Linked DNA regions of Mus musculus: regions 1 and 3 are each linked to region 2. Evidence: chromatin contacts called from ENCODE Hi-C or POLR2A ChIA-PET data. All regions are on one chromosome and are shown on one strand. The core of a region is the stretch at or near the end of the contact, and the rest is flanking DNA. Distances in the headings are between cores, read along the strand shown. Region 1 overlaps Ddah1 (dimethylarginine dimethylaminohydrolase 1). Region 2 holds the start of Ccn1 (cellular communication network factor 1). Region 3 overlaps Ddah1 (dimethylarginine dimethylaminohydrolase 1).

Region 1 (4,164 bases), core at 862-3,361, 170 kb after region 2:
CAGGAACATTACTGAGGAGAAGAGAGATCTCCACACGAAGTTGTGTGGCTTCTCTTCCTGCAGACCCACGAGGACAGCGTATGCTGGTGTAAGCAGCAGCACCTAGTATGTTTTCACGCTTGGAGTGACTCTCTGAATTCAAGGTTACTGCTTGTGAGCCCTCTGAATTCAGGTGCACATTTTGTAATTTAGGGAAGAGTAGACTACGTTTTCCCAGCAGTCTTCTTGGATTGTTTTATTTTATTTTATTTTATTTTATTTTATTTTATTTTATTTTATTTTATTTTATTTTATTTTGATAAACAGTTCTAGTAAACCTAAGGCTTTATTGTGAAGTGGCTGAGATACAGCAATATAAGGCCCAAGTTTTTTCAGTGTCCAGGATTGGGGGAAATCCTTTGACTCCATTCCAGCACATACACAAAGATGAAGGGAGGCCACCATGTCCAACTGTTCCATTTAACAGATTGACACAGTGACAGTCTCAGTGGAATTGACCTCGGCGACTCAGCCGCCAGAGTTAGGCCAAGGTGACCTAACTCTGAATGGTATGCCCAGGTACTAAAACAGCATAATTTCATCTATGAAACTAACAAATAGAACAACTTTGGTTTTAGAATTATTTATTTTATTGAGACTGAGTCCATGCCCTAGAACTATGTAGATCAGTTTGGCTTTGAACTCACAGAAACTCACCTGTCTCTACTTCCACAGTAGGGCTGAATTAAAAGCATGCGACACCACACCCAGCAGTGATTTAGGATATTTTAAATGAAGACCCCTCCTCCTTGTCAACTTGTAAGTTTGTCTTCTGGGTCCATTTCTAGTTAGAAGTTCTATATTCGTAGTGAATACTGTAATCTGCACTTCAAAACTGCCTTAGCTACAAAGCACTGATGCTTCCCCTAAACCAGAAAAGTAAGTAAAAAGAGGACAGAAGCTGGACATCTCTGCCTTTGCTCTGTATCTCTTTCTTTAACTCATCAGCAGTATTAACAGTGTCCTGTTCCAGTCCCCTAAATGTCACCTGAAGTTCTCCAGTTACTGTCCTAAACCTGCAGTCACCTTGGATTCTAGGAACGGCGGGTCAGACCTTTCTGACAAGGAACCAACCCTACCTGCCTGACCTCTGCAAGCCTCAGGTAGCAGACGGACCACTCCTCAAAGTGAGGGTAATTGTCATAGTGGTAAGGCTACATCCTGGAGCAGGGCCACTCCCTGAAGAACCAGGATAGGAAGACTGTCTGGTTATGCACAGTTCTTGCCCCTGCCCCAGTTCTAAATGTATTCCAGCCCAAATCCCATAGCAGTTCCTTGAAGATGCACTTGAGTCACTAAGCCCCACTATGCACTTCCTGGCCCCAGTGTGCCATACTGTGTGCCATATCATCATGTGCCATACTGTGTGCCATATCATGTACCATATCATTGTGTGCCATATCATGTGCCATAGTATGTGCCATATCGTCTGCCATATCATGTGCCATAGTGTGGGGGTCATACTGTGTGCCATATCATCATATGCCAAACTGTGTGCAATATCGTCTGCCATATCATGTGCCATAGCGTGTGGCATATTGTCCCATCTCCTTTCCCTATTTTTTGCCATTACTCATCTCTTTACTTGACCAGTCCGGTCTCTGAGACTCCCTAAGCCAAGACTTTGCCCTGAGGCTCCAGTGGCAGTCCTGGATACTCTCCATACTGATAGTTTCCATCCTCATGTTTACATCAAGACACTGCCTAGAGGGAACTTCAGATTCCATAGAAGAAGGGTGCGGTCCCTCGGGTCTGCCCCCACTCCACTTGTTGATCACTTCTTACATGGTTTCCGTGACCACCTACTTGGCATTTGATAATTTGTTAGACTAAATCACAGGATTTATGCTTAAACTTATCAATTCATGAGCAAGGATAGAACATAGGAATAGCTAGGGGAAAACTGACGTGTAGAACAGTATATGAGTGAGCCAGAAGTCCATGTTTTTCCTGACACACTGTCCTCCCAGTACCTCCGTCTGTTCACTAACCCTGAAACTCACCAAATCTTATCACTGAATGTTTGTTACAGAACACAATCTCTAGCTACCACCACCCTTTTCCTGGAGATCACTGGGTGAGTCTCCACATTCCAAGCCTACAATCCTCTGGTCTTCTGACCAACTGCATTTGGAAGCTGTCTAGCCCCACCCCCTCCATTCTGCCTGTTATAAATTCAAGTGCTATGGAAGGAGGCTTGTTATGAATAACAACAGACATACTTATCACTCAGGAAATCCCAGGGTCCTTAGGAGCTCTGTGCCAGCAACTGGAGGCAAAGGCCAATTTAAAAAAAATGCATATTGTAACAAGACTACTGGACTTTGTGCTCCCTGTAGCAGAAAATAACACATCTCTTGAATCCAAAAGCGGCTCAGGATCGATTAGAAGCAAGTTGAGAAGCAGTAGAGCCAGGATATGTCAAATCTTCTACTCTTTTATGTCTTCCTTTCCTCTCCCTCCAAAAACAAAAACAAAACAAAAAACCCCGAGTACACATAATAACGGGAGGCAGGGGCCCCATCTCTCTGGTCCTTTGTGCAGAGAAATGTTCAACCTCGTGGGTCAGCCACACTCATGCTGGATGGCTTGGCAGGCAGCTTCCCTTCACAAATAGGAGACAGACTCTGTTGTTGTCCCTGCTCATCAGAGCATCCTCTGCCTGACTGTTCCCAGAGCCCTGTGTGGGAAGCCTTGTGGCAGCTCAACAGAGGAAGGCGTCACTGGGCCGTTAAGTTAGCTTGCTGTGCTTGAAGATGAGGCTGTGCTAGGGAAGTAGACCTTGGCGTTTCTCCATCTTGGGACAGTTGTGGGCATGAGGTAAGAATATGTCAGGAGGACATGGTCTTTTCTTTCTGTAGAATTCATAGAAAATCAACTTGAGTTTCTTCTTCTATAAGTAATAAAGATGTTCATAAGAGATCTTCTGGGGGGAAACCTAGTTCAATTCCCAGCATCCACATGGTACTTCGAAGCTGTCTATAACTCCAGTTCTAGGGTATCCAATACCCTCACACAGACATATGTGCAGGCAAAACACTAATGCATATGAAATAAAAATAAATCAGATCATTTTTTAAAAAAAGAGGTCTTCTAGAGGTGTCAAGTTTGACTACACGTTCTTTTCACTGTTGCTGAATTATATGCCATCATTGTAAGGCAGTTTGGGATATTTTACTAATTGCCATCCCAGTGCCTGAAATTCCCTCCCACTTCCATTCCTGTTGTGGGAGCGTGGCTGATTCCTTCAGAGTATGAGCTCAGGGAATTCATCTGAGTGGGGTTGTGTCACACACTCAGCCTTGCCTCAACTATTCACTTCACACAAGCATACATCTTCTCTTTGGTACACACAGGGACAAACCTGCACACACTAAACAGTAAGGAAGCCAATGAGATGGAGCCATTGGTCTGAGCACTGAGCCACAGTCTCAGTAAAGGTGGTTCCAAGAAGAGGATTTCATGCAGCGTCCAACACAGAGCCCCACACAGCACCAGCCATCAGCCCACATCTGTCTACTGAGTGAGTGTGTAAGCCAGCAGATGAAGGCAATGCACATTTGATGTTCTGAAGTTTTGTGTGGATTGTCTGAGACTCCTAGTTAAAGACGCAATAGTAAGTAATGAACATCTGATGAACATTGGCTGGGCAGGAATCATGCTCTGTCACTGAGCTACATCCCCAGCCTCCGAGCACCTTACATACAATGTGTTTACCATCTCAGTTTTTAATGTGAATCCTACATTGAAGAAACTGAGGCTTTGAGTATAAGTAGGTTGCATGGTCGGCTAGGCAATCAGAGTATAGGATTTGAACCAAGTCATTCAATTCCAAAACACACAAACCCAACCATTTGGCTGCATAGCATCCAGGGAGTTGTATCCCTTTCATGATGTCTGGGCCAGTGAGACTCTGTATTAGGTCCAGACACTCTACATTAAAAGTCACAGATAGCATCATAGAGACAACAAAGGTGACACCTTGCTTTCTCGTATCTCAGAGAGCAGCAGCTTATCTTAGAAAGGTCATTGTGGTGGGATGTTTCCAAGTACTTCAAGAGGAGACATCTGTGGCTTCTTCCGATGAAGTTCTTCTGTAAAATGTAACCTTATCTTTATCCCGGG
Region 2 (4,361 bases), core at 1,513-4,012:
GCGCTTTCATTTACTTCTGTCAAAGGACAAGCAGGGCTTTCACTTGGCCCAACTAATCTTATTTTGTCTCTATTACAATTGTAGAACCAAGAAAGGGGGGGGGGGGTCTGGAGCAAAAAAATACACTTAGCAAATAATTTACAAACAGAAAACAGAACGTCATCCGTAAACATGCTCCAATATGGAGCAATAATGCCCGCTCCAGTACTATGAAGCGAAGTCTTCTCCAACTGCGGCTGCGCTGCTGTCCGTCCACATCAGCCCCTTGGCATTCTCCAACTGCGGCTGCGCTGCTGTCCGTCCACATCAGCCCCTTGGCAGTTTTGAAATACCCTAATGCTACTCAAGAATGAGCAAGGCACCATTCATCCTCCGCCCACCCACGTCTCCATGATGCTTGCGCTTCTCCTCTGTCCAGCCCACACTAGGAACCCTGGAGGCACTTAGTCCCTGAACTTGTGGATGTCATTGAATAGGCTGTACAGTCGGAACGATGCCTCGTTGGGATGCGGGCAGTTGTAGTTACATTTGCAGGACTGGATCATCATGACATTCTTGGAAAACATCTCTCCATCTTCGCATCGGAACCGCATCTTCACAGTTCTGGTCTGCAGAGGTGTGCAGCACCGGCCATCTACGCAGGAGCCGCAGTATTTGGGCCGGTATTTCTTGACACTGGAGCATCCTGCATAAGTAAATCTGACTGGTTCTGGGGATTTCTTGGTCTTGCTGCATTTCTTGCCCTTCTGGAAGAAAGAACAAAAGAAAGCCAAGAATGAGGATTGTTGTTTTTTTGTTTTTGTTTGTTTGTTTGTTTGGAGGTATGCTTTTAACCACTGTACATAGTGTTGGGCTTCATAAAGACAATTTCTTTTCAGATATATCATGGACTTTTCTTTTTTTCTTTTTTGAACAGAGGCTCATATCCCACCCACCTGTGGGGTCATCACGGTCAAGCCCTGAAAGAAACTTACTTTTAGGCTGCTGTACACTGGTTGTCCACAAGGACGCACTTCACAGATCCGGGTCTCTTTCACCAGGCGGCACTCTGGGTTGTCATTGGTAACTCGTGTGGAGATGCCAGTTCCGCAGCTCTTGGAGCACTGGGACCAAGACGTGGTCTGAACGATGCATTTCTGGCCATGGGCGTGCAGAGGGTTGAAAAGAACTCGCGGTTCGGTGCCAAAGACTAGAAAGATAAAGGAAATGGAAGGCTTCTTAGATGCTTGCATACACACACTGGTTTCTACAAAGTTGCAGACCAAGAAAGCATTTCTGCACAGTGTCTTAAGGACTCTATATCCACTTACCAGGAAGCCTCTTCAGTGAGCTGCCTTTTCCAATTGCGATTAACTCATTGTTTCTCGTTAACTCCACCTCCGAGGCATCGAGTCCGAGGAGGTCATCCTGGTCGTCCAGGGAGTCCTTAATGCTGTCTTCATCACAAACCCACTCTTCACAGCACTGCCCGCTGACTTTCACCAGCCGGGGGTTGGGACAGCCCAGATTGGGGAGAGACAGTTCTTGGGGACACAGAGGAATGCAGCCCACGGCGCCATCAATACATGTGCACTGGTGTTTACAGTTGGGCTGGAAGCTTTCCCCGTTTTGGTAGATTCTGGAGTTATATTCACAGGGTCTGCCTTCTGACTGAGCTGCAAAGACGACCAAAAGAGAGAGAGGAGAAGGTTAAGATTCGCCGCCACAGGCTGAAACTCATACATATTTTCCGCTGTTCAATTCAATGTATGGTAAAGTTCCCTACAGTTCCCCCGAGACTCCAGAGCTGAACAATAAGTTAGTCAGGAATCACTTTTCCGTATGCGCTTTTCGTTGGGCCCAGACACTCTGAATTGCATTCCAGACTGCTGAAATCATGTGCCTTTCTGCCAAGCTACCATCAACAAAGCGTCCACCATACATGGTCTCAAAATTACTAAACTTCTGGACTATGGGGACTATTATTTTTTTTAAAGGGGCCAAACCACAAGCCTCTTACCTCTGCAGATCCCTTTCAGAGCGGTGGAGCTGGCGCCGAAATTGCATTCCAACCCCTTGGTGTGGTCGCAGGGCTGAGTTTTGCTGCAGTCCTCGTTGAGTTGTTTAGCGCAGACCTTACAGCAGCCGCAGCCGTCCCGGACCAACCCGACTCCCGGGGCGCACTTGGGTGCCTCCAGAGGGCAGTGGCAGGCGGCGGGGCAGGTGGAGAGCGCCTGCAAGAGGGAGAAGCGCGTGAGATTGCTTTGCATTGCTCGGGGAGGCACGTAAACTGCCCTGAGCCTAGGTCTGGCTGTGGGGCTCCGTCCACCAGAAGTGTCTCGATCGCGTCCCGGCAGCCTGACCACCCCAGCGGCTGCGTCCCAGGAAGAGGCCCCCTGGGCATAAAGCAACAGCTACCTCCGAACTTTTCAGTCTAACTTTCCCTGCGGTGAAAGATCATGGCCCGGGGAAAGGAATCGATGAGGGCAGACCGGGAAGCAGTGGTTAAAAAAAAAAATCCAACTCACCAGTCTGGTCAAGTGGAGAAGGGTGACGGCGACAGCGAGCGTCCTGAAGGTGCTGGAGCTCATTGTGGCGCGCAGGAGGAACCGGGGCGAGCGCGGCGACACAGAACCAACAAGCCGGCGAGCAGCGGGATCAAATGCGCCCGGAGTGCGGTGAGGCGAGGGCCGAGGCGGCGGGTGTCCTTCTCTCGAGGTGCTGGCGGAGGAGGCGCAGAGATTGCAGGCGCTTCTCTGGGGCGCTCTCGCTCACGGTCTGCCCCAGCGCCGGGAGCCCGCCCTTTATAATGCCTGCCTAGGCGCCGCGTGTTGCAGTGACGTAGCTCTGTCGGCGCGTTCTAGAATTCTCAAACATCTCAGGAATGTTGGTTGGCGCGGGCTGCTGCCAAGCACCTCCCCTGGCTCCGTTGCACCTTTTCCCCCCTCTTCTCAGATCCATCAGAGAGAAAAAAAAGTTCGTTTTTTTCCACTTTAAATAACAACTTCCTTTGGGGAGGGCGGGATGCTTGGGGCGCGAGGGTGATGATTTTGATTGAAGAGGGTATATGGGGGGGGGGGGCGTGGTGTATGTGTTGGTGTGAACCCTTCAGATCTTTGCCTAGACATGGGAGGGCGGGAGACAGAGGAACAAAAGTGGTTTTGTTTGGTGATGCCTACCGGGAAAGGCAGCGAGCTGTTTGCTTGTTTACAACCAAGGTGAGAGTAAAGTTATCTACTGAGAGTCCAAAGGGGAGGGGGAGTTGGTTTCTAAGCCAGGGATCTATTTGTGGACTTCAAAGAGGCATGCTCGGATCAAGTCCCAAAGCTTTGGCATGATGTTTATTAGCCAAGAGAAGTGTATTGCAAATTAATACCCGGAGTGGCATTTATGAATGGGGGGGGGGAGGGAAGCTTCCCTCTTCGCTGGCATATTTCCAGCCAGAGGTCTTCCCTCATCCCTCCCCCTTTTTTTTGGTATGTTGTACTTGTTTGTTTTTGGAGGTTCCCAGTTTTAGTTCCAGCCCACTGCCTGCATTGGAAATCCAAGAGGAAACGAGTGCAGAGTTCTCCCGGAGCCTGACGTCCACTTCCTCACGGATGCCGGAGGCCGGGTCAACCCTCCTGGCCTCTCTCCCTGGACTGGCGGCGGTGGAAACTGAGCAGCCAAAGCAGAAGCGGAGGAGACCACCGTGGAGTGACTTGTCCTGAAATCACCAGGTGCAAAAGCTACCGGGACAAAACAGATTCTAACAGGACCATTGTGCCCTGTGGATAGCTGGAAAAAAGACTCGGGGTGTTTGCAGACACCCTCCCCCACCGCCCCCTATGTGTCTCGCTGTGTGTATTTGTTTGCCCCCCCCCCGTGTGTGTGAGTGTGTGTGTGTGTGTGTGTGTGTGTGTGTGTGTGTCTGGGCCCGTCCATGTGTTTAACTCCTTTGTTTTGGATCACTTAGAAGCCTTCTTTTTCAAGGGTAGTGCAGTGGCTCCCTCCAAGTTCCGAGACATGAGGGATTTAGAAGGCAACACTGTAATAGAGGAAGTTGGGTTTTAAGATCTTATTAAACATACAACTGAAGACACCCCTCCCACACAAGACCCTATTTGGGGTTATTAATGCCATTCATAAACTGGGATAGCTTTTCTTCATTTTTAATATTTAGGGCCTCTCTGCCTTTGCAGCTTCGCGATCTTGCTTAAGAGAGCCTCCTGCGTTGCCTGTTCTATGAATGACTCCAGTGAGAAGGAGAGGCTGTTGCGCACACTCCAGTGAAGACAGCTGTTACTGGAAAGAGTTAAGTTCATTCATTCAAAAGCGCCCTTTCGTAAGTCCTGGAGGAATTTGCTAGAGGCGGTAGGTTCTCCAAGGCTTTCTGGGGGTGG
Region 3 (4,276 bases), core at 976-3,475, 240 kb after region 2:
AAATCTTTGATGGTGGGATTTAGGTTACTGGGACAGTTAATCTTGTCAACGTAGTAGGATTTAGAATCACCATGGAAACATATGTCTGGATGAATCTGAGAGTGCCTCCAGAAAGGTTTAACAGAGCAGGAAGACCCACCCTGAATGTGGGAGGCACTGATTGATAGGATCAGGTCTCAGACTGTGTGCAAAGGAGACTGGGACTGAGCACCAGCACTCACCTCCCCCTGCTGCCTGGCTTTGGGGGGAGACTGGGACTGAGCACCAGCACTCACCTCCCCCTGCTGCCTGGCTTTGGGGGGAGACTAGGACTGAGCACCAGCACTCACCTCCCCCTGCTACCTGGCTTTGGTTACACCTGAGCAGAGCTGTACCTTGCCTTCTGTGCTTTGGTTGAGAGCCAAAACCCAGCCCTTCCTTTCTGTACGTTGCTTTGTCTGCACCCAGGAGAGCAGAAAGAACGGGCTACTTCCCACGTCAGGCCACAGTTAAGGCAGAACCAGTAGACGTACGGAAACCATGATTGTGAGTGCACAGCCCTCTATGAGACGCATCACCATCCCACCAGGGTTCAGGAACAGTGAAGAGGGAGCAGGGAGACTGTGAGGAGGATGGGGACCAGTGCTGTGGGATGCTGCCTTCGGGACACAGAGCTGCGGCTGCCTGTAGGAGCTCAAGCCAGCCAGCTTCCCAGCATAGATGAGGCGAGCTCCTGGGTCCCACGGCTGGCTGAGGAGCCATTGACAGTTGATGGCTGCTCCAGAGTGAAGAGTCATTTTTCTTTGAGAGTGGCCGTTGGGAGGTAGCCCATGATCCAGTGGTTGGCTCCACACTCATGCCCATATGGGTAGCACCAATTGGATTTGGTGGGGTCTATATTTTTTCGAAATAAAGTAAAATTCGAAGAGGAGCGTGTTGGGGAAAAGGTGGAAGAGGGGTGTGGAGATGGATGTAACCAAAACACATTGTATACTACTAGGAAATCCTCAAAGAATGAGTAAAAAATATTATTTATAAAAATACACATCTGGGAGCTGGAGAGATGGCTCCGTGGTTAAGAACACTGACCACTTCCAGAGGTCCTGAGTTCAACTCCCAGCAACCACATGGTGGCTCACAATCTGTAATGGGATATGATGCCCTCTTCTGGTGGTGTGTCTGAAGACAGCTACAGTGTACTCATATATACATGTACATATATACATATACATATATGTGTATATATGTGTGTATATACGTATTACATATCTGAAGTCAGGTGGTGGTGCATGTCCTTAATCCCAGCACTTGGGAGGCAGAGGCAGGCTGATGCCTGAGTTTGAGGCCAGGCTGGTCTGCAGAGTGAATTTCCAGGACTACACAGAGAAACCCTGACTCAAAATATTAAAATAAAACAAAATAAAATAACACACATCCAAGCCAAGTGTGGTGTCACACAGCTTTATTGCCAGCACTTTACAGATGCAGACAGGTCACCGCGAGTAGAACAGCAAAAGTTATGAGATGAGAGCCTGTCTCAAAAACAAGCAAACATGGCACACAGCCGCGGACAGGAGACCTAGCTTCATGGTAGAGAGCTCGCTCGGGTTCTAATCCTCAGTACAGTCATTTATTTAACTAGAGACATGGCTCTCAGAATGTGTTCATTCCAAGCCCAGCTGTGAGAGCCCATGAAATGTGAAGCCATGTTAGCAATTTATAATATTATCCAGTTATACTGGCTGAGCCCTAAAAGGATGGCCAGGATTTGGAGACTGCCATATATTGCTAGGCTTTCAATAAAACTCCTGATGCATGATAAACCAATAAAGAGTTATTTCAGCTACCTAGTAGCAATGAGAAGTGATTGTGCGTTGGGTCCTGTATCTCTTGGTGGAGTCTATAATTACTTGCTTTTAATATTGATTTCATTTTACTGTGTTAAGATGGGTACATACATATCTATCATGGAAAGATCAATTATGAGCAAGCCAAAAATGTGCTTGGAATATTTCCTAACCATCTTTAAATGCCTTCTTTATCTCTTTGCCTCAGTATTTGACCAATTAAGCCTTAAGTTGTTCTGTCCAACCACTCGGCCCAGGATTTTTTTTTTAATGTAATTGCTGTAATACAAAGAAGGCATGAGTAAGAAGCAGAAGAATAGGGCTGCCTTCCAATCCTTTCAATGAGAAAATTCCCAGAAATGTGGGAAACAGCCGGAAATGCCTGCTTAATGTGACTGGCTGTGCATAGAGTGTCAGGCTGAAAGCCAGCGTGTTCCCACTGGTTCCCATTGCTTTGTGGCAACTCCACTCAGGGGAGCCAGGCCAGGCCCTCCAAGAAAGCAGCTTTGAGAGATCCAAGGATGCTGCTGTGGCCCCAGAGATGCCCAGAGCCCCTTTCTCTCTAGGACTGTGTGCCTTCTGGGTTAAGAAGGTGCCTGCGATAAGAGAGGTAGACTCCACCCTCCCCATGCTTGGCACCATGCTTGAATTACAGATTGTCACCTCCAGCAGGCAACACTTAGAATATCCTTGCATCTGTCTATTTGCATACCACCTGACTTGGTCCTTGTGGCTGGCCCCAAGGGGACAGGCACTCTGTGAAGCCTGTTGAGTTGGTCCAGACATCAATAGCTTCCAGACCCAATTATCACCATTCTGATTTGGTTACTCAAAGTAGAATAATAATTCCACTGACAAAAGTCAGAGACAACATTTGGAATGTAGCCTGCCTCTGAAATCTTCCCCACCCCCACCCCCCACAGGCTGGATAGCGTGGCACTTAGGTGGACTTTTCCCAGTTGAACCTGAGGCCTCTGGGGATACAGAGGAAGCTGCTCCAGGAGGAATTTGCTGACGCACAGAGAGAGTTTAGGTGCTTTCTGCTTCCGTTTTGGTGCTGGGTGCTATGACAAGCAGGAAGTTCAGTCCTTACTGCTACACAGACATTTTACCAAGAACTCTGGAACAAAGCCACTTCCTCCATCCTTCTTAAGAAAAGGAAAATCCTGGAAGTCAGCCCAGCAGTCACATTCTTGGGATGCTTAGGATCATGTTCATCTTTCCCCAAGACTGAGTGTCCAAGAAGGGAAGAGAAAGCCTGTCGGTTACTGTCACCTCTGCTTGTTCTCCGGGAGCCTGGGCCCTTTGAAGTGTTATCCTGCCAGGGTGCCCAGTGTCAGTTCATCCTTTTGGTAACACACATGCACACACCATTGCCACACAAATGCACACACATACATACACACATACACACTCACGCATCTATATGAATACACAGACACACACACACACAGAAATGCACACATATAAGAACACACCATGAAGAGTTGTGATCCCTGCACCATTCACCCGCCTCTAAACAGCAAATTCACTGTATCGTGTGTGTGTGTGTGTGTGTGTGTGTGTGTGTGTGTGTGTGTGTGTCCTGGACGCAGCTATAAGTGAATGGCAAACCATCTCACCAGTCAATAACAGCACACAGGCAATGCAAATGAACCCTTTGGACAGGAAAGGGGAGCCTGGTCCTCAGCTAACATGGCAGACATACTGCAAGTCCAAAATAATCAACCCCCTGTGTCTCTTCTATGAAAAAGAAGGGTTGCTTGTCTATTATCTACAGTTACTGTTTTAAAATCATTTAGGGAGAGAGGGAGAGAGAGAGAGAGAGAGAGAGAGAGAGAGAGAGAGAGAGAGAGAGAGAGAGAGAGAGAGAGAGACCCAGATATATGAAGCTTTTGGTTTTTGAGTGGGACAGCACTGTTCACAGCTCCATGTGTGTATATCCAGTTCATTATTAAAAGTCATTTCTTACAGCATGGTTTATAATTTGCCACAAAATGATAACAAGGAGGCCAGGATGATAACAAGGAGGCTAAATTAATTGGAAGGGTCCTCCTGAGGTAGTACTGGTAATCTGTTAAGGCATTTGTTTTAAGAGAAACCCTCAGTAGAATTTATCAGTAAATTGCTTCATATATCTTCAGCATTAAATTATTCCCCCATTAAGAAAATTATAATTCTTTTTCTTCCCAGTAATGAAAGAAAAAATGAAACTATCTTCAAACTATTCCAGCTTGGCTGCCAGCCCTTATGTCTGTAATTTCTGGAATGCCCCCTCAGATGCTCTAATGAATACAGCTCAGGAAAAGGTGATTAAGAAAAGAGTGAGGAAAAGCAGAGATTAGAATTTCAAACAAATGCCATCATCAACTGAAGAAAACTCAAGTACGGCCAAAGAAGGAGAGGACCAATCCCTGGAGGAAGTTGATGGGGAGAGGGGAAGGAAGTCT

The links. Hi-C counts contacts between places; a loop is a spot of excess contacts on that map. ChIA-PET counts read pairs that join two places held with the same protein, here RNA polymerase II (POLR2A).
Region 1: POLR2A ChIA-PET joins it to region 2 with 13 read pairs in Patski. The contact joins the enhancer-like site here to the promoter of Ccn1 in region 2. A Hi-C loop is called at or near these places in 1 of 37 maps with a recorded cell type or tissue (left cerebral cortex). POLR2A ChIA-PET finds 5 or more read pairs at or near these places in 2 of 5 experiments (Patski and embryonic stem cell).
Region 3: a loop to region 2 is called in a map of heart, with 2.2 times the contacts of the local background. The contact joins the enhancer-like site here to the promoter of Ccn1 in region 2. A Hi-C loop is called at or near these places in 1 of 37 maps with a recorded cell type or tissue (heart). POLR2A ChIA-PET finds 5 or more read pairs at or near these places in 4 of 5 experiments (Patski and embryonic stem cell).

What each region holds. Positions count from the first base shown.
Region 1 is chr3:145,814,805-145,818,968 of GRCm38, forward strand. All of the region lies in intron 1 of Ddah1 (dimethylarginine dimethylaminohydrolase 1), which reads left to right. Among named protein-coding and RNA genes, the nearest start is that of Ddah1, 58 kb to the left of the region's middle. Within about 2 kb of position 2,112, at least 1 of the 3 ENCODE cell types and tissues checked has a DNase peak (open chromatin) inside an H3K27ac peak, as active enhancers do.
Region 2 is chr3:145,647,223-145,651,583 of GRCm38, forward strand. Ccn1 (cellular communication network factor 1) reads right to left here and starts at 2,763. Exons shown (of 5, transcript NM_010516.2): 1 at 2,508-2,763; 2 at 2,000-2,213; 3 at 1,311-1,655; 4 at 975-1,189; 5 at 1-746. The coding sequence starts at 2,570. The coding sequence ends at 444. It overlaps Gm17501 (a long non-coding RNA gene), which reads left to right and starts at 2,855. Exons shown (of 3, transcript XR_003954574.1): 1 at 2,855-3,698; 2 at 4,161-4,361.
Region 3 is chr3:145,883,331-145,887,606 of GRCm38, forward strand. All of the region lies in intron 4 of Ddah1 (dimethylarginine dimethylaminohydrolase 1), which reads left to right. The region is part of intron 1 of Gm35187 (a long non-coding RNA gene); the gene reads right to left. Among named protein-coding and RNA genes, the nearest start is that of Gm35187, 5.2 kb to the right of the region's middle. Within about 2 kb of position 2,226, at least 1 of the 3 ENCODE cell types and tissues checked has a DNase peak (open chromatin) inside an H3K27ac peak, as active enhancers do; it is heart, where a contact is called at or near this core.